Linked DNA regions of Homo sapiens: region 2 is linked to region 1. Evidence: chromatin loops called from intact Hi-C (ENCODE). Cell type or tissue: heart left ventricle. All regions are shown on one strand. Links, peaks and the distances in the headings refer to the core of each region. The heading gives the core; the rest is flanking DNA.

Region 1 (10,893 bases), core at 3,147-7,146:
TGCACAACGCCCAAAGGAAATAAAATCCTATCTAATCCTACTCTCCACTACACAGAGGTAATCACTATTAGTATTTTGGCATATTATTCTCCAGGTGTTTCTTATGCACTTATAAAATGATTTGAACAAATAAAACTAGGAACCTGCTATACATGTGTTTCATAACCTGCCTCCTTTGCTTGGCCCTTTATTGAGATAAGTTTTCCTGTCAAGAAAGCAGAAACCATCTCATTTCTAACAGCTGTGTTATATTCCATAGTATGCATTACTCAACAAACTGTTGTGCTATTGGATACTTAGGTGGTTTCTTCACTGACAATACTGAATAAACATCTCAATAGTCAAACATCTGTGCACATCCTTCATTAGTACCTTGGGATACATTTGTTTAAATAGCATTTTCGGGCCAAGGAGTATGCTCAGCAAGGAAAGTTCTTGATCTTGTCAGTTACGCCCCAGAATGCTTGGACCATCCATGTATGGAAATGCTCACTAAGTGTATGGTGTATGGAAACCCTCACTAAGATTATTTCTCCTTCCCCATATTGATTAAAAATGTAAAGTTGGAACTGGTGGCCACCTTGGGCAAAGCTCCTCCCTTCGTCTGTGAACCATCAGCTGACAACATTCTCAGCACTTCCTACACTCCTGGCAGCTGGGAAATAGTGATTTGAGCCCCTCAAAGTATAGAGATAAATAGATGGCTTGATAGATGATTGATAGATAGATGGATAGAAAGATAGATGGATGGATAGATAGACAGACAGACAGACAGATAGATAGATAGATGATAGATAGATAGATAGATAGATAGATAGATAGATAGATAGATAGATAGATAGACAGATTTCTTAACTGCTGGAAAAGCCTATGCAACCTTCTCTATTTTTTTAACAAATCAAACTTAATAATATAACTGGTTAACTACAGGAACTGAAGAATTAGAGTATAGCAGAGTTGCCAATAGATGCTCTCTGTCTAGACTTCTTTTAAGATACATGAGAACTTACATAAATAGCCTTAGTTCTTACTTTTCAGCTCTAAACCAATGCAGTCTGATCACACTTTTGGTTTCTCTCCTTGGATACCTATAAGATGGTCTATCGCATTCTTACAGCAAAACCCCTTACTAGCTTGAGGGTGTTTCTGGTTGGGGTAACCAGTCCCTGAGTGAAAAAGAAGAGCACATTTTTACTGCAAGGATGTACCTGCTATTATTACCATTCAAAGAGCAAGAATGATTGTTTGGAATCATGGAATGAAAAGGTTGAATAAGACCTCAGAAGTCATAACCTCGCTTGTTGGAGAAAGGTTGTATAAGTTTGTCTGATTTCTTGCACATAGCTAGAGGCAGATCTGGGCCCTCAAATTTCCTGAATTTTGATTTACCAGTCCAAAGTCCACTGACTTCTTGGTAACATAAATCTGGGCTGCTAGAGGGACTATTTATTTATCACCATAGAAAGAGCAACAGGATAACAAATTTCTGCTTCTTGTTATAGTCTGATTTATGCTAATGCTGACCATATTTCCTATTGGAAAATACTTTTGAAAAGCAGTTTACACTGAAAGATGTATTACATCATAGTGAGAGGCATACCACCCAACAGTATATCAGTAATTAACTGATATTATTAGCCATAATATCAATTAATTGTCAACTCTGTGATTTAACTGATAAGGAAGCATGCCATGTTCTCCAGATGAATGAAGTACCCAAGATAGAGCATCTACTTTAATTTAAAGTACCCCAAAGAAGACGCTGAACCCTTGGATAGCAATGGAATATCCCCCCTTATTATTCAAAGAACAGAAATAAGCAAAAACATGAAATAAAACAAAAAGACCCAAAATATCAAAGTAGCTACTCAAAATGTCAAAACTAGCATTTTGGTGTGAATCCTTCTGGGTTTTCCTCCTGTTTTGGTGTATGAACTTAATAAGGCAGCATGAAAATTGCTCCACTAAAGAATGCAACAGTAGGTTTATATTGGACAGTTGCATAGCTTGGATGTATCAGAGTTTATTTTACCAATAATTTGTGAAAATGGACTTTTGAATGTGGTTCCCAAGTCATGTCAGTGTAGGATAGGTGTTTGTGACACAAATAACTTTCCTTCATTATTGAATACTAAAGACCATAAAAAATGTTGCCATAAGAGAGTGCAAAGCATAGGCTGGGCGCAGTGGCTCACACCTGTAATCCCAGCACTTTGGGAGGCTGAGGCGGGTGGATCACAAGGTCAGATCGAGACCATCCTGGCTAACATGGTGAAACCCCGTCTCTACCAAAAATACAAAAGATTAGGCGTGGTGGCGGGCGCCTGTAGTCCCACCTACTTGGGAGGCTGAGGCAGGAGAATCTCTTGAGCCAGGGAGGTGGAGATTGCAGTGAGCCAAGATCACGCTATTGTACTCCAGCCTAGGTGACAGAGCGAGACTCAGTCTCAAAAAAAAAAAAAAAAGAGTGTAAGCCATAAAGGTTTTCTATATTTTGTCTAATGAACATGTGTTACTTTTATAACTATCAGATACTACAAAAATATTATCAGACAGGTATATATATAGAATGTAGTTTGATTTAAAGACATTTAGACATGCTAATTTGAAAACTATTCCCTTGATCATATGTGTTTTCATCTGGGTCCTCAGAGAAGCAAATGCCAAAACAGAATTAAATGTGCAAAACGCCTGTGAGAGAGAATGGGGAGGGATCTGGGTAGGGCTGGGAGAGCTGTCAGAGCACAATGGATGTCCACCCTGAGTGAAGGAGAGAGGGAAGAGAGAAGAAAGGTTGGGTAGAAGCATTCCAGACTGCTGTAAAGTCTAAGGAAAGTTTGGCAAGGTTACTTGGGAGTCTTGAGCCAGTCATCTGTCAAAGGAGTCCCTCTTCTCCCAGGGATAGCTCTAAGTATCCTGTTGTGCTCAGTCACTGACTGGGAGCAACCCATAGGTAGTGTGGTCTTGCTGCAAAGGTGACAGTGAATTTCAGGGTGCAGAGCTAGAACCCTTGTCAATATGGCCCCTGCAATTGGAGGTTGTGATTCACATTCTCATACTCATCACACTATGACAATCATAAAAATATTAAAGTTTGACCACCATACTTTTCCAGCACAAACTATAAAGTAGTGTCAAGCAACAGAATGTCTCTGTCAATTTCTGTAACTGGCAGCCATACACTATTTAATCCCTAAGCCTTCGACTTTTGTCTTCATGCTTTTTCATGTCTTTTTCTTTTCGAATTTATTAAAGAAAGAATATGTTGATCACCACTACAGAACTTACAGTATTTATTTGCTTTGCTACCTGAGAGAAATTTCTGTCTACTGGAATGTAAGAAAATATTTGTAAAGAGGTAATTAATGTCAAGAACAAAGCCATGGTGTGTAATTTTGCCTTTACAGCCTAAGTCTAATATATTTAGTTGTGATATTTGTATGAGAAAAATTTTATAACTAAAACATGCAGCTGCAGTATCTCAATGAGAACAACTTTCTAATGGCCAGTATGGCTCACTTAAATGACATATTATGAAAAGGGAAAACAATTAAATTGTTTATTAACAATTATATTCAGCTAACAGGGAGGGCATATAATCAGAGGACTATTCCTAAATCTCATAACATTATAAGAACTTGAATAATATAACAAGGTGCAAAGAACTGAAGTTAAGCAAAAAAAATGGTATTATGAATAAAATTTCGCCATGGTACCAAAATAAATCTAAAATAATGTTGTTGATTCAAACTGATGGACTTTTAAAATTCACTAACATTTTAAGAATAATTATAATCATTTAAAATATTCATTATGTCATTGAAATAGTTCAGCAGCTGAAAATTAGGCAGACAATTGCTGAGTCAACTTTCTCCCTTTTTGGAATGCATAAAATGTTTGGCTTTGGAGGTCATCCAAAGTAGCTTCCAATGGTTGAGCAGGTTCAGACACAGTTCAGATAGGCATCAGTGTCAGGAATCCCTTTCAGTGTCCAGAAGGGGCACTAAGACAGTCCAGCTAGAGGGCCACAAATAGAGGACAGCATATTTTACGAAATCTGTCCATCTTCCACAGGGCATCCAAAGAAGGTACTGGAGAGCATTAGGCTCAAATCAAGAATGCTTTGGGTGTCCTGTCATGGAACTGGGCTGGATGGACTGGGTGTAGCCATCAGAGAGACTCTGGCTTTAGGGTCAAGGTGCATGACTGAGCCAGTACTAGAGAATGGGGACTGTTCTGTCTGGGGGAATTCATGTAGACACTGACCTCATCCCAGCGAAGTCATCCTCATGTATTTGGCTGATGGGATAGAGGCAGTTTCTGCACAGGTGTCCCATTGCCTACTTACTGAGCCTGTCCCTGAATTCAGACCCACATCCCCACCCTCCTGGGTATCTCATCAGCTGACAGTTCTCAGCCTCAAGCTCCAACTTTTCCTGCTGATTTTTCAGGCCTTACTTGTCTCAGCCACAGTGGTCCAGGCCATGCTTTTACTACCTAAAGTCCAGCCGAAATTCAAGACCAGCCCATTTAGCAGAAGCCCTGGTGACTTTCTAGCCTTTTAAAATCTTTCTCCCCCAGAGGCAAGAAGATATTTCCAAGTACTGCTAACCCCAGTCCTTACATGCCTACCTCTTGCTGCTGTGTTCCACCCACTAAATACAATCCCCTCGAGACCAAGACGAACTCAACTTAAAGCTTAATTGGATAGATCTCTTTAGACATTGATTATTAGATTTCTAGCTACTTCAATTAGAAAGAAATGGCCTTTCTCTATGTCTTGTGTATGAAATCTTTGCACAACTTTAGTCACATATACACACAACTGAGTGTAGCTTGCCATCTGCTGGTGAAATACGATATCACTTTTAAGAGAGTTTTTTTTTTTTTTTCTTGTTCCCCCCTCCCCAATGCATTCGAAGGTCTGGATCATTCTTGAGGCAATAGCAGTGTGCCACTCAGCACAATCATATTATGAATATCCAGATACTATCAGGCCATGGAAAGCATCAGATAATACTATTCAACCTGCGGGAGCAGGGAAGGTGAAAGAAGCGAGGAAAGTGAAGGTATTGACTGTACTTATTTCTCTGCACAATCTAAAGGAAGCCGATAATCGATTTACCTTATTTTTTACTGCATTCTGGAGAAAGATTGAGAAATATCCTTACTGATAACTCCTATGTACATAATTAGATTTTGTATAATTTAACACTGTTCACAGGCATGCTTCTCAAACATTATGTTGGAATATGAAAGTATTGCAGTGAGTAATCTGTTACTAATGTGGAAGGATCAAAGCTTGTGAGCGTCTTACTTTTATTAATATTAGAGTTAAGAAATTAAATTGAAAAGTTAATCATTCAGCAACCTTATTCTCAATCATGTGCAATCTAATATTTCTCCTGAGTGAAAAAGAGGGTGTCACGGCTAACATGCTGGGAACCACACATTACTCTGGCTATGGGCTTAAGGGCATACCACTGCAGAAAATGTCATTCAGGGTACATCATGAGAGAGGAAAAGAAACAAAAACAAAATCGGCTTATTACCTTCTTGCATTATCTTACCATGAGGGAGTTAGGTACACTGCGTGGACTGTTGGACAGTACTATAGTTTGCAAACTATATAAATCTACATGTCATCCTTTTCCTCATTTTCTGCAAGAAAATTTAGAGTCAAAACTTTGACCAATTTTCAATATACATTAGGCAGTATGCATTTGTATTTAACTCCACTCCTGGCTTTATTTGATCTCTCCTACTCTCTTCTTCCCCACATTCCGTGTTCCTCCCTCAATTATCTTGTTGTAGATTGTGTGCATTTATATACCTTAAATCTTTTCCGGAAGATCAGTTAAAAATAAACATTAAGATTTGTTTGGGGAATACATTTTTATTGTTATTATGCATAGCCATTCATTTTTGTATCTTGAGTTTTCCTCCAAAGCATGTTTTTCTTATTATTCCTCCCAGGAAGCTGTGCCAAATGGTTGTATATTGACGTGAACATATGTATTATCTTCTCAAAGTTCTAGGAAAAGAAAGAATGCACTTAATAAAATAAATGACAGTGCTATACACTAATCTTTCAGCATTTATCAGTTTCCATATTGAAGTTTTGCACACAAATCACAGAGCTGGGAGATGGGCCTTAACCTTTACCTATAGACAGCCTGACTGAGCAAGTAAGCAGTCATCAAACATTTACAGAGCAATGAGTTAATGAACAAACATTTGTGACAGGGTTAAAAATATTAACTTGTGAGTAAGATTTCTACCCAACCCGTTCAAGGATTCAGAATTGCTGGTTAAACCAAAGGTTAGGAAGACAATAGGAAGAGGGTGAGAAAAATACCAGGACAGATTGTGCAGCTCCTTCTGAACACGATGGACAGGCTGGAGTGTAAAGGCGAGGGTTGTGGGGTGGCCTGGGGGAGCAGCTGGGGGTTCAGCAGGACTCTCAGGTCAGAGATGCCCAAGAAAGAGTTTAGGGAGTTTGTTGGTATTGTTACATTTTGTTTGAAACAAAATTTCCTTTATTTACTAACTGTTTAAGAACTTTATTAAAGGCCTACTTTTTTCTTCAACTTTATTTTAAGTTCAGGAGTATGTGTACAGGATGTGCAGGTTTGTTTCATAGGTAAATGTGTGCCATGGTAGTTTGCTGCACAGATCATCCCATCACCTAGGTATTAAGACCAGCATCCATTAGCTATTCTTCCTGATGCTCTCCCTCCCCCAGCCCCCACCGACAGGCTCTAGTGTGTGTTGTTCCCCCCATGTGTCCATGTGTTCTCATCATTCAGCTCCCACTTATAAGTGAGAACATGCGGTGTTTGGTTTTCTGTTCCTTCATTAGTTTGCTGAGGATAGTGGCTTCCAACTCTATGTCCCTGCAAAGGACACGATCTCATTCCCTTTTATGGCTGCATAGTATTCCATGCCATATATGTACCACATTTTCTTTATCCAGTCTATCATTGATGGGCATTTAGACTGATTCCATATCTTTGCTATTGTAAATAGTTCTGCCATGAATATATCCGTGCATGTATCTTTATAGAAGGATTTATATTCCTTTGGGTATATATCCAGTAATGGGATTTCTGGGTCAAATGGTATTTCTGGTTCCAGGTCTTCGAGGAATCAGCACACTGTCCTCCACAATGGTTGAACTAATTTACACTCCCAACATAAAGGCTTACTTTTAATTAAGGGTTTCTGTGTTAGGATTACATGAATTTTCTTTTAAAAATGTAACACTAACTTAATTTTGTATCATTTTGGAATGGGTTTTGAAGAGTTCTCTTGCAAGAGCTTTTTGTGCTTGTCTGAGAAATCATTCTTCCTTATTTCACTATTTTTGTTACTATTTTTTTTATCCTGGCAATATGTCAGGGGTTGTGTGTATTAAATTTGCCATTGCAACCATTTGAGTATACAAATCAATGTTATTAATGACATTTGCATGGTTTGCAATTATCACCACAAACAATTTCCAAAATATTTTGTCAACTTAAAGGAAAACTCTGCACCCATTAAGGAATAACTTACAATTTCACCCTTCCTTCAGCCCCAAGCTATAATTTACTTTTTCTCTCTATAATTGCTTGTTCTAGGTAACTCATATAAGTGGTAACATACAATATGTGTTCTTCTGTGTCTAACATTTCATTTAGCAAAATTTTTTTGAGATTCATCCATGTTGCAGTATGCATCAATACTTTATTCCTTTGAATGGCTAAATAATATTCCGTTGTATCTTTATACCACACTTTATTCATTGTTTTGTTAATGGACACTTGGGTAGTTTCTTCCTTTTGGCTATTGTGAATCATTTTTCTATAAACATTACTGTACAAGTATATGTTTGAGTCCCTGTTTTCAGTTCTTTTGGGAATACACCTAGGAATAGAACTGATGGGTTAAATAATGATTCTATGTTTAACCTTTTAAGAAACTGCCAAATGATTATCCAGAAGATGCACCATTTTATATTCCCACCAGCCCAAGGTGACTGTGGGTTTTTCAATCACTGTACACTGTACAATCATTGTACACTGTACACTGAAACTTTGGCCATTCAGGCAATTACTAAAATGTCAGGAATAATAGATGCTGGTGAGGCTGTGGAGAAATAGTAACACTTTTACACTGTTGGTAGGAATGTAAATTAGTTCAATCATTGTGGAAGACAGTATGGTGATTCCTCAAGGATCTAGAACCAGAGATACCATTTGATCCAGTAATTTCATTACTAGGTTTATACCCAAAGGAATATAAATCATTCTACTATAAAGACACATGCACACATATGTTTATTGCAGCAATATTTACAATAGCAAAGACATGGCACCAACCCAAATGCCCATCAGCGATAGACTGGATAAAGAAAATGTGGTACATGGAATACTACGCAGCCATCAAAAGGATCATGTCCTTTGCAGGGACATAGATGAAACTGGAAGTCACCATCTTCAGCAAACTAACACCAGAACAGAAAACCAAACATTACATGTTCTCACTCATAAGTGGGAGTCGAACATTGAGAACACATGGACACAGAGAAGGGAACAACATACATCAGGGCCTGTTGGGGGGTGGGGGGTGAGGGGAAGGATCCTAAAGGACAGGTCAATAGGTGCAGTAAACCACCATGGCACACATATACCTATGCAACAAACCTGCACGTTCTGCGCATGCATCCTATTTTTTGTTTTGGTTTGGTTTGTTTTGTTTTGTTTTTGTTTAGAACAAATAAAGATAAAAAGAAAGAAACTTTGGCCATTCAAAGCAGAGAAGTGGAAAGGAGCTGAGTAGAGGGACTGCATGAGGCTTTTTATATCATGGTAGAAGACACCACAGCTCAAGACCAAGCTGTGTGAACCAATGGGTGCGTTGCTTGCCCTGTTGTCTCCATCCCTCCAGCCTGGATGCAGCATCCCCAGCCTGGTTACAAGCAACCAGAATCCCCACGGTCATCAGCATCTACAAGGTTCAGCTTTGAGGCTGTGTGGCTACTATGCAATAGAACAGTGTGTCTCACAGGAAATAAAGCTTGATTCAGGAATTTAGGAAAAGTTCTTCTCTTTTTAGGACAGGTTTGTCCTAGCCTCAGTCACTGCAACAAGCAAATAAAATAAAATAATAATTAAACAGGTACGTACTTCACAGTATATACTTTAGTTTTCCTCAGGATCCTCAAAGAGTCTATTAACAACCTCTTTTGCTTCATAGGCGTTAGATGCTCCATGGACAATGTTTTTCAATTTACTTATTCCAAACTGGGCTCGGATGGAGTCAGGGGAAAGTAATTTTGCTTCTTCTGGGTCTGTTGGGCCCATCAATCGTCTCCATTCTGCAACAGCATTCCACTTGGTCAGAATCATGACCATAGATGGACCCCTGCAAAGAACGGTGCTTTCAGAAGACCCAGCCTACTGAAAACTGTTGACACTGCAAACAAGGCTAAAGACAGAACACTGCAGCCTGAGCCAGGGAGCTCCTTTTTATTCTTTGTCCTTATCAGTGCAATCATGTACTTTCTTTTTTTCATTTCTCCCTCTTCTAATAGGTTTATATGCTAGGTGGGTGCTATAATTTAATTCTAGAGAATATTTGTCAATGAAGTCTTATTATTTTGCTACTTTGAGGTCTGTAAATAGAGACATTGTCATGGATTCAAGACTTGTTGCTTTATGGTTGTCCAGCAGCCTCTAACCGCTTCAGGGATTGCCTCAAGTTAAGATAGCCTTGCTCAGGCCATCCTCATTGCCAGGATGGCCTACTTCAAGTAACTGAGTGATGTGAGCATACAACAGCCTGGTCATCTCAGCCAATACTGGACAACTCTGATAGACCAATCTAGCTGTGGTTAGCAGAGGCTGTTGTCTGGTCTGCACTACATCTTGACTTGCCGTCATCCCCATCCTGCTTCTTTGCCCTGTCTTCCTCATGGCATCATTACTCAATAGCCTGAACAAGAAACTTCCAGCTTCCCAGAAAATGCAACCTGCAATAAGTATGAAAGTTAGTTTTCTAAGCTGTCATGGTACAGTCCTAGGCTTCTGCTTATTATTTATATCTCAATAGCACATATATTCCATTAAATTTTGTTAACTTTATAAATTCTGCCTTCCTAAACTCATTGACAAATTGTCAGGAACTGAAAAAAGAGAAGACATGCAATTAAAGAGGTTTCTTATACGTATTTTATACACACGTGTGTGTGTGTGCATGTGTGTGTGTATGTACAGTCATGTACCTCTTAATAATGCAGATACTTTCTGAGAAATGTGACATTAGGTTATTTCATTGTAGTGCAAACATCCTAGAATATACTTACAGAAACCTAGATAGAATAGCCTCTTACACACCTAGGCTATCTGGTTCAGCCTATGGCTCCTGGGCTATAAACCTGTATAGCATGTTACTATACTGAATACTGTAGACAACTGTAATACAGTGTTATTTGTGTATCTAAACATATATGAACACAAATGGTAATGCATTGCATTACAATGATCACGATGTCACTAAGGCAATAGGAATTTTTCAGCTCCATGATAATCTTATGGGACTACTGCTGTACATGTGATTCATTATTGACTGAAATATTGTACTGCAAAGCATGACTGTATAGAAAATTTTTGATGTGTAATATATATAAAATAGAAAAGACATGTAACTCATAGTAAATCGATAATGATGTTCACATAATTATGAACTCTGTGTAAAAGAGAGTTTTGGAAAGCAGCAGTTAAAAGCAGAGACTCCCTGGGTTCAGGACCCAGCGAAACACTAGTTTTGTGACTGCGGACAACTTCTAGCCCTGGTCCTATGTTCTCTCAAAATCAAAGTGGAAATTCTAGTAAAACTACTTCACAGAGT
Region 2 (10,893 bases), core at 4,064-8,063, 420 kb before region 1:
AGGGCCACCGAATTGGGAAGACAAGTAGAGGAAAGGAAAGCAAATGTCACCAGACAGAATGTATGGCTGCAGGTTTACAGCAGATTCTATTAAAATCTATGGTTGGGCTGGGTGTGGTGGTTCACCCCTCTAATCTCAGCACTTTGGGAGGCCAAGGCAGAGAGATCACCTGAGGTCAGGAGTTCAAGACCAGCCAGGCCAACAGAGCAAAACCCTGTCTCTACCAAAAATACAAAAGTTAGCAAGGCGTGGTGGCACGCGCCTGTAATCCCAGCTACTGGGGAGGCTGAGGCAGGAGAATCTCTGGAACCCAGGAGGTGGAAGTTGCAATGAGCAGAGATCACACCACTGCACTCCAGCCTGAGCTAAAGAGTGAGACCCTGTCTCAAAAAACAAACAAACAAAAAATCTATGATTGGCTGATTGGCTATTGCTAACAACTTTTGAGTCTTTAATGATCAGTAATTGAATTAAAACGGTTAAAACAACAATTGAGAGAAACATAGTTTTGAACACTGACAACACAAAATAACTTATCCATGTAACCAAAAGCTACCTATTCCCCCGAAACTATTGAAATAAACAAACAAAAAAATTAGAAAGCGGAAACTTTACAAAAATTATTCTCACCAATGAGGTTGTCCAAATGTCACCAAATTTATTATAGAATAGTAATAACCAAATTTGTGCATGAATCGGTGATGACATAAGTATCTTGTAAGCATTACTGAAGTTTTTTTTTTTTCTATTAAATTTACCTTCAAGATATGCCTTCAGGATGAGGCTTTCCACTGCACTTCATTATGCAATGCCATGTTGACTTGGTATATTACCTCAGATGTGACTCTAATATGGTTTGATTTGTTATGACGAGACTAAAATGAAACATATCACTTTTTTCATGTGCATATTGCACCTTATAAGCACAAGGTGCAATTAAATAACCAATTTGAATATTGAAAACATATGTAGTTGTTATAATTTTTTTCTCCTCTAAAATAATATTTTCTTATTTCTAAAAAAATCTAGAAAATAGAGAAAGATTGAAGACAAATAATTTGCCCATTTCCATTGCTCACTGTCTGTATTTTGCACTTTCTACCTGTCATTTCCCTGCGTTGACCTTTTCTGACCATAGCTGTCACTTTCTTTCCCATTACCCTAGCCCACCCCTGGGCTAAAGGTCTATAGAGTGTATAAATGATAGCCCCAGAATATCCCTCTGTCAAAACGTTCTGCTAGCTTTGTATTTGACCACCTTCTCACCAACTCAGCACAACCCTAAGCCCTGCATGTGAGAATGCTGAAAACTGGAATCATGACTTTCAGTTTTTGCCATCGAAGAGAAGCTCAGGAACTGGGTCTGGTCGTGGGAGCCCAGGGACTCACAGCTTCCCTTCCCAAGCCAGACCCCTTTTCTTGCCATGCCCACAACCTTCCCCTCATGGCCATCTCTTTGACTACTCAGGAGGTCCTGGGTGTCATTAGCAAAGCTGAAAATGAACCTTCATTTCAGTAGGAACTCAAGGCTGGGTCTATTTCTCCAAGCCTTTGGCAGGTGTGTCCTTCGCTGGCCCTTCCCAATGCACAGTCTTCACCATTTCCAAGGACGTGCCACTGGCAGAGGATGAGCTGGTCCTGCCTCCAGGCCCTCTCTGTCTGCTGGCCTGACTTAGCCTTCTTCCTTTGGAGACACACACACACTCACACACACGCACGCACACACCTGGTTCTTGAAAACTGCATTAGTCCCTATAATTTCTACTTTGTGTGAACCCCAGAGATCATTTACTGGAACCCATCCAGTTTCCAGGTGAAACAACAACACCCCACATTTCTTGAGCATGGTCTATGCAGCTGGGATTGTGCTGCGTGCTCTGCTCACATTCTCCTGTTTACTGTCCATGTGGCCCTATGACACCTCTCTTTACAGATGAGGAAAAAGAGGTGAAACAACTTGCCCAAGACTACACAGCTATCATGTTATTTTAGGGCACTGAAAATCTCCTTCTACTAGGACCTCTGGGTGACACGCTCCGATGCTGGCTCAGACGGTTGGCATGGGTTTTTTTAGGGATTGCTGTTTTGTGTTTGTCCCTTCCTCTGGAGCAAGCAGCACACTCATTGTTCTCTGAGTATAAGATGGTTACATGAAGCAGAAATTTGTCACCAGCCTGGCCTGGCTTCTCTCCCAACTCTGATTCTCTTTAGGTATTACAGCCTTGGAAAAGCTACTTAAAATAACAGCCTTACTCCTTCATTTCTAAACTGAAGATAACATTTGTCCTATAGAGTTATTTTAGGATTTAATAAAGCAATGGCCCTAAACCAATTAGTGCAGTGCAAGAGTTTTGCTGGTGTCCAACCAATGATTGCTATTATTGCTAATTATACCAGCAACACTCTTTAAGCCTTTTTCAGCACTCTAGCCATTGGTCATCCCTCCCTTCACCTTGTGGTCAGATTTCTGTCTCTCCTCTGGAACTTCTTTCTTCCTCCCCCATTTCTCTCATCAGTTACCTCCTTGCACCACCAGGGAAATAGCAGTTCAGGCCCTAAGCTGGTCGCTACCATAACTCAGGAAAGTGTGGCTCAGGTCCATAGTTTGAAACAGGTCACTCTGGGCTCCTCTCCCCCAGTCAGGATCAGAGATATGGTGGGCTGCCCTGCCTTCCTTTGGGTCATCCTGTTTCCAGGTCAGTCTCCTACCTAAGGACCTGTGTAGAGGTGGCGAGGCTTTGGGACATCCCTACCTCACTGCTCTCTCCCTGACAGCTGGCTGGTGGCTCATCAGGCCGGAGCAGCTGGCCCATGTCCTGGGGCACTAGGGAAGCTTGGTCATCCTGCAGTGCGTGGTCCGCACCAGGATCAGCTACACCCACTGGTACCAGCAGAAGGGCCAGGTCCCTGAGGCACTCCACCAGCTGGCCATGTCCAAGTTGGATGTGCAGTGGGATTCCATCCTGAAAGCAGATAAAATCATAGCCAAGGATGGCAGCAGCTCTATCTTGGCAGTACTGAAGTTGGAGACAGGCATCGAGGGCATGAACTACTGCACAACCTGGGCCCTGCGCAGCCTTGCATGCTGCCCCAGCCCTACACAAAAGGACTCTTCCTCCCGATCCAACAAGGCCTTGGGCATTTTCACTTACTCTTGGTCCCTTGGGTTTCCCTGTGGCATAGAAGAAAAAAGTCTTATCCCCTGTCCCTCACCTCCCCATCTATCCTGGAGGTCCCTTCCCCGGTCCCACTACAGATGAGGCTTTCAGCTTGTGCAGACTCAGTGATCTATATCTCATCGAAAGGGGTCTGTTTAAAGATGCTCCAGTTCAGTGTCTCTGAAGCCTTTGCAGGATGACCTGTGCTCCTGAATGCAGGTGCCACTAGCCACCTGTGGCTATTGAGCATGGGAAACATACCAAGTGCAATAGTCCAAGCTGAGATGGGCTGTGTGTCTAAAATCATATTTTGAAGCTTTAGTGTTAAAAGTGAGATAACTCTTATAATGATCAAAAGTTGAAATGATTAGGTATCTTGGACTAAAGCCAATAGCATTAAAACTAATTTTACCTGTTTCTCTTTACTTTTTTTAATGCAGCAACTAAAAAAATTAAAGTGTGTGACTCACATTGGTGACTCATTTATTTCTGTTGGACAGTGCTGTTAGAGACTGATCATTTAAGAATCTGACCATCTCCCCTGAAGAATGCACAAATAAAATATTTTGGAAGAGATTTCAAGGGTGGAGGACTTGCTGAGATTTACCACAAAATGGTTGAAAAGCTGAGACTAGAAGCCTACTCCTGTTTCCAGCTTCCAAGCTCTTGGCCCTGGGACTGTTATCATTTTGCAATAGAGTCAGCAATTAGAAGCATGGGAAACATGACTGCCCACTTCTCAGTACTTTCACCCGTGGGCGGGCTGCATAGGAACTGATGTGAGTAGACAGTCGCCATGGCAGGGTGATGCAGTCCTCCCTGGATGAGACATTTACCTTCCACTTCTCCTTCAACAGCACCCCAGTGTGGAACACGTGTGTATCCCAAGCTTCTCTAGACTTTTGTTCTCCTATCTGACAAATGAGGGGGTTTAGCCAAATGTCTGCTAAGTTATATGACTATGATTTTTGTATTAAAGCAAAGCCATACACATAAGATCACTATGCCCACTACCTTCATATAAAGCAGTCTTTTTTAACATAGAATAAATGAAAGAAAAAAAAAGAAAGCCTGTGTTACTGATCCTCCAGCACCAAACAGGAAACCCCTCTGCTGCTCTATGTGCAGAAAAAAAAGAAATTCTTTGAAGTCTAAGCTGAATTTAAATGCCTTTTCAAGAGAATGCTTAATACACTGTTGATGAGAATGTAAATTAGTACAACTTCTCTAGAAAACAGTATGGAAATTTCTCAAAGAACTAAAAATAGAACTACCATTCAATCCAGCAATCCCATAACTGGATATCCACCCAAAGAAAAATAAATCATTATATTAGACTGCATTCATATATTTATCACAGCACTGTTCATAATAGCAAAAATATGGAATCAACCTAAATGTCCATTAGTGGATGGCTGGATAAAGAAAATGTGGTATATATACACAGTGGAGTACTATTCATCCATAATAAATGTGGTATATACACACAATGGAATACTGCTTATCCATACAAAAGAATGAAGTCCTGTTTTTTGCAGAAACATGGAGGAAGCTGGAGGCCATTATCTAAAGTGAAACAACTCAGAAATAGAAAGACAAATACTGGATGTTCTCACTTATAAGTGGGAGCTAAATAATGTGTACAAGTGGACATAGGGTGTGGAACCAGACATTGGAGGCTTGTAAGGGTGGTGGGGGGCAGAAGGAATACAGATGGAAATTAAGTAATTTCACATCACAATGAGTATTATCCAGGTGTGGGGTATACTAAAAGCCAAGACTTTACCACTGTGCATTATATGTGTGTAACAAAATTGCACTTGTACTCCTTAAATTTATACAAATAAAAAACAAAAGGAGAATCACTTGGACCCAGGAGGCAGGGGTTGTGGTGAGCCGAGATCGTGCCATTGCACTCCAGTCTGAGCAACAAGAAATAAAAAAAAAAAACGCTACGCCTTGCTTCTGAAACAGCCCAGCGTCTCTAACCTCTACTGAAGGCTCAGTTCACGGCTAAGGCCTTCCAACTTGTGTGAGAAGGACAGAGGCCATACAGGAGGAAACTTTCATTCTGTTTTGGAGTTGTTCCTTCATTTCATTTTTCTAATTGTGCTGATAAAACCAAATGGGCACAGAGAGGAGATGCCTCCTCTTCTGCCTGCCCCCTCTCTCAGTGCTTTACTCCAAACAAGAGTAAATTTGGTGAAATGGTGACTATCAGGGTGTGGCCAAATGGAGGCGCAAGCTCCCCAGTCACCTCCTTATGGAACAACATCTTTCATTTCCTCAAGAGGAGACTCTGCCACTGCAGTGAACCTTCACCACCACAAACCTCCACCTTCACTCCTCACCAACACCTGCTGTACTCTTCATGAATGCTGTGAGCTTGAGCGAGTTCTTAAATTTCCTAGCCATCAGTTTCCTCATCTCCAAAATAAAGAAAACAGCAATGTCCAAAATCAATCTCCCTCTGAATTATACTACCTGGTTTCAGCCTCAACCTCCAGGGTGATAGACCAGCTTAGAGACCAAGATTTTATCTTTCCTAAGTGATCTCACCTTCAGAGGCATCATCACCAGACTTTTCAAGTTTTGTTTCTTAGAAATGGTCCCAAGTTCTTTCCCTCTCATCGTCTCTTGCTTTAGGGAGCCTCCCAGCTAGTCTGTCTTAGCAAGACAAGGGCATAGCTGGTGCATTGCTGCTGGTGAGCAGGGGCAAGTTCACAGAAGGCAGCATGGGAGAGTATAACAGAAATCACCATCAGTTTCCAAGGGCTTGCTCTGTGTCAGGCATTGCCCTAAACAGTCTACCTGGGCAAACATTTATTCTTTGCAACATCCAGTAAGGTAGGCTGTGATTTTATTCTCCTTTGGTAGATAAGAAAACAGAGGCAGAGAGAACTACTCAAAGAGCTCAGGCTTTGCAGCCCGATAGAATTAATCTTAAATCTGTCACCAACAAGCTGTTAAACCTTGACCCATTACCTGACCTGCTTTGAGTAGGGCTTTGTGAAGATTATACTAAATTTATGGTATTAAACATCATAATGGCTACAAACTGCTTGACACATTAAGGCATTCACTAAGTGTCCATTGCTTGGTAACTCTTTAAAAACTGTATTTTAAATGGTGATGTTTTGTTAACATCAGAACGACAAAAAAATACTACAATGGCCATCCATTCCCTCACTCCACCCTTTCATCTATTCAACAAACACCTGGGAATAGAGAGATAAACAGCACATGATCTTACTCCCCTGGGAACTCTTAACTGTCGTTTAGAATGAGAGAGAAATGGGTAAACAGGCCAAGACTTGGGTAGGAGGTGCTAGGAGAGAGGAAGGCACTAGGTGGCGTGAAGAGAAAGCAATTTGAAGCATCTCCATCCTGGACTTACTGGGTGAGGTAAGCTTCCTGGGGAAGACTGCCTGGGGCTGAGCCCAGAAGGATAAACAGGAATTAGCCAGGGAATGTGGAGTAGAATGCAGTCCAAACACAAAAAAATTCAAGTCAATCCATAGAAGTGGGTCGTGGAATTCCAGGCAGAAAGTGACTAAATGAAGATGGAAGGACAGGGAGGGGGTGGCCACATCACAGAGAACCTCTTATCCTAAGAACTCTGGACTTCATCTTCAGAGGCAAGGTAGAGAGAGCAAGGACTTTAGAGCAGGAAAAGGACCAGGTCAGTCTAGTGGCCATGGGGAAGGTGGGTGGGAGGGGCCGAGATGGGATGTATGGAGGTGCGTGAGGTGGAGGCAGTGGTGAGCCAGGAAATGTTTAGGACGTAGAATCCTCAGGAATTAGAGTGCGGTGAATTAGAGGGGAGAATTGAGGCTGATGCTCAAGCTCCTGGCTTGGGCAATGTGGGTAGTTATGTCATACAGGGAACTCGGAAGAAGATATGGTTTGGGGGAAGGGAATGAGTTCACTCTGGCTATGAGCAGACTTTGTTTGAGATCCCATGTCAGACGTACTTGAAAATGTCCAAGAGTTAGCTGGATATGGGTACAGACAGCTTTCGATTTAACTGAGGTCCGACTTAAGATTTTTTTTTACTTTATGATGGTGCAAAAGTGACACGCATTTGGTAGAAAACATAATTTGACCTTTGCTGTTTCCCCAGGACAGTGATATAAGGTTATGATACTCTCTTGCGATGCTGGGCAGTGGCAGTGAGCTGCAGCTCCCAGTGGGTAAATTAAGCATGGAAATCTGGAACACAGCAGCTTTTAAGGGATGCACTGGGGAGAGCAGTTTGTAAAAATACCTTGGGACGGATTAAATGTCTTGGCTTAGAGAAAGAACAACAGACAATAGGAAACTGTCATTGAGGAGAAGCCGGGATTCAGGAGATGTACATTATTCAGGTAGCTGAGGGAGGGGACAGGAACCTGAATCTTCAACAGAAGCAAACAAACTGGGATGGAGGGCCCAGCCTCATGAAGGTGACCAGAAGGACCCGGTGCTGCAGGCTGTGTGGGTAGCTGAGCAGAGCTAAGCGGCTTGACGGACCAACATCTCTCCAGCTGGTTGAAGACAAGCTCTCAGAAGACAATGCTGCATGTCACAGCCCCAGCAACCAACAACACCAGCCTGACAACTTGCTGGGGTGGCCGCCTTGTGGTCTGAGGTGGCCGTCTAAACTATGTGGTCTGATCTCAGGCTGCAGACCTTGCAGGACTGTCTTCACACAGACTGGAAGTGCTAACAGGTGGTGAGGACACCGCTTTACAACGATGCAGGGGGCCCCATGTCACCCTCACCCATGGGAAGTTTGACTTGGTGGACTCAGCCAAGCCACAGAGGTCTAACGCTTCTCTGCGGTGATTTCAGGCTGCCCTGGCAGAAAGCACAGTGCCTGCAGACATGCTGTCACTGCTCCACACATCAACGCTGGCAGTCCTTGGGGCTCGTAAGTAGTTTTGCTCCCCCAATCACTTTGGACTGATATTCTCTATTGTTATATATTTTTATAAATTCCAAATTCTTGGTTTATTTACTCCCTCCCATTTTTTTCCCCAGTGTGTGTATATGGTGCAGGTCACCTAGAGCAACCTCAAATTTCCAGTACTAAAACGCTGTCAAAAACAGCCCGCCTGGAATGTGTGGTGTCTGGAATAACAATTTCTGCAACATCTGTATATTGGTATCGAGAGAGACCTGGTGAAGTCATACAGTTCCTGGTGTCCATTTCATATGACGGCACTGTCAGAAAGGAATCCGGCATTCCGTCAGGCAAATTTGAGGTGGATAGGATACCTGAAACGTCTACATCCACTCTCACCATTCACAATGTAGAGAAACAGGACATAGCTACCTACTACTGTGCCTTGTGGGAGGTGCACAGCAGCAGACAGTTTGAGCCATCCCATTCAATAAATGTTTATTGAGTCTTTGTTTATAATTACGAATTGGGAAGCCACAGTTACCACCAGTGTGCTTGTAAACAGTTTTTAAGATAAACATTCATGTGGTGACTCTACTTGGAGTTGCCAAATTCCACATATTTTCTCAAAGCAGAAGCTTTGCATAAGTCTATACAAGTGACCAGCCTCCTCTTTTTCAGGGTTGTACTCTCTCACCAACAGCTTTTCTAGGTCACCCATGCTTATTTTTCTGGTTCAACCTCTCCTACTCATTATATATTTTTTTTCTGGTATAATATATACACATTTTTAGTGTGATTCTTTTGTACTAGTCAATATGCATTACATAAGTTTTCTCTGACCTTCCTATTTCTCTCGATTAAAAAATGGATATGACATTAAATGGTATTCATTTTTCTGGAGGTTAACATGTAACAAACGCAGCATGATCTAACCACGAGCAGGGCAGACTGCAATGACAAATCTATCACATGCATGCCTTGAGTGGTGATGTTTGATTTTGTACAAAATCCGTAAACACTTCCACTAATCGAATCTAAGTCAAAGTCCACTTTGGATTGGGGTTTGAGAAAAAATTCATTTGCTGCAACCTCTGCCTCCCGGGTTCAAGCGATTCTTCTACCTCAGTTTCCCAAGTAGCTGAGACTACAGGTGCGTGCCACCACGCCCATCTAATTTTTTTGTATTTTTAATAGAGACGGGGTTTCGCCATGTTGGCCAGGATGGTCTCTATCTCCTCCTGACCTCGTGATCTGCCCACCTCAGCCTTCCAAAGTGCTGGGATTACAGGCGTGAGCCACCGTGCCTGGTCATCCAACCATGAGCTTTTGATAGACTACTCTGAGCCAGGCATTATGCACAGCAGAAATTACAAGGCCCATACGCTCTGCAAAGGCCCGAGGTTGCTTCTGTTGAACCACATTCTGCTACTGGGCTGCCATTCACCACTAAAATGGCAGTCCTCAACTTGAATATAACTCATGATTGTAAGTCTCTTATGAATTTTCGTTACTTCTAGTTCAACTCAGGCTTTGCAATTTATTATTGTTGATGGTGTTGTTTTAATTTATGTTTTTGCCATGAAACCCTTTCTTGAAATGTGATCTTACAAATATAAAATAGAGAAAAGTAGATTTCCACTGGGAAAGAGTTCAGAGATGAATGATCCTTAGTCTCATCTTCTCAAATTTCTCTGATACTTTGATTTTTCAACAGCTCAATAATTATCTGAGTATACATATAATGTACAAAGTGGTCAAGACCTGGGCCTGTCATGTCAGAAGGACATAGGTCCAAATGGGGCTCTACTTACCACGGATAAGCTGTGTGGCAAGGCCTTGAGCTTCTCTAGCCCCATTTCCTCACCTGTGAGGCAATGGTCCTGTGGTTATCATATGGGTGGCTGTGAGAACTCCTGACATGATGCATTTCAAGGATTTGGCCTAGTGCTTGGCATATTGTGACAGCCCAGCGTTATCTGACAAGAGACAAAACTAGATACAACAAAAAAATAACAGCAAGCACACATATATAGTCATGTGTCCCTTAACGACAGGAAAACATCCTGAGAAATGCATCCTTTGGCAATGTCCTTGTTGTGCAGATATTGTAGAGTGCCCTTAACACACACCTACATGGTACAGCCTACTACATACCTAGGATATATGGTATAGCTTATTGCTCCTAAGCTGCAAACCTGCATAGCATGTTGCTGTACTGAATGCTATATGCGATTGTAACACTGATAAATATTTGTGTATTTAAACATAGCATAGAAAAGGTACAGTAAAAATAGAATATAAAAAAAATGCTACACATGTGTAGGGCAGTTTCATTATAATTTGTCCATCTTTGACTGAAACATTATTATTCAGCGTATGACTATATATACAAGAAAACATACACACACACACACACACACATACACACATCTGGTTTTTTTTTTTTTGAGATGGAGTTTCACTCTTGTTGCCCAAGCTGGAGTGCAATGGCGCGATCTCGGCTCACTGCAACCTCTGCCTCCCAGGTTCAAGCGATTCTCTTGCCTCAGCCTCCAAGTAGCTGGGATTACAGGCACGCACTACCATGCCCGGCTAATTTTTTGTATCTTTAGTAGAGATGGGGTTTCGCCATGTTGGCCAGGCTGGTCTCGAACTCCTGAGCTCGTGATCACCCCACCTCGGCCTCCCAAAGTGCTGGGATTACAGGCATGAGCCAACACGCCTGGCCCATATACACATCTTTATATATCCAGGGCTTAGTGCTACGTCTATCATAGTGTGGCTATTACATTTTATAGAGAGAATAGCTAAGTATGAAGAAACTCTTACAAGAGGTTATCCCAGATT

What was found. Peaks named below come from ENCODE experiments on the same cell type or tissue, not always from the same donor. Only the 100,000 strongest peaks of a DNase experiment are listed, where the experiment ranks them.
Region 2: a loop joins it to region 1, with 7 times the contacts of the local background. A loop is called at or near these places in 13 of 110 quality-filtered maps.

The regions. Positions count from the first base shown.
Region 1 is chr7:37,895,385-37,906,277 of GRCh38, reverse strand. It overlaps NME8 (NME/NM23 family member 8), which reads right to left. Exons shown (of 18, transcript NM_016616.5): 17 at 9,171-9,408; 18 at 5,881-6,034. The coding sequence ends at 9,186. It overlaps SFRP4 (secreted frizzled related protein 4), which reads left to right. Exons shown (of 6, transcript NM_003014.4): 6 at 1-346. Among named protein-coding and RNA genes, the nearest start is that of SFRP4, 16 kb to the left of the region's middle. In heart left ventricle, for the core only: a CTCF peak has its summit at 4,850 (motif pointing left); no DNase peak of the experiment used is centred there.
Region 2 is chr7:38,314,624-38,325,516 of GRCh38, reverse strand. It overlaps TRG, TRGV9 and the pseudogene TRGVA. Among named protein-coding and RNA genes, the nearest start is that of TRG-AS1, 21 kb to the left of the region's middle. RefSeq lists a silencer at 6,412-6,591. In heart left ventricle, for the core only: a CTCF peak has its summit at 6,504; no DNase peak of the experiment used is centred there.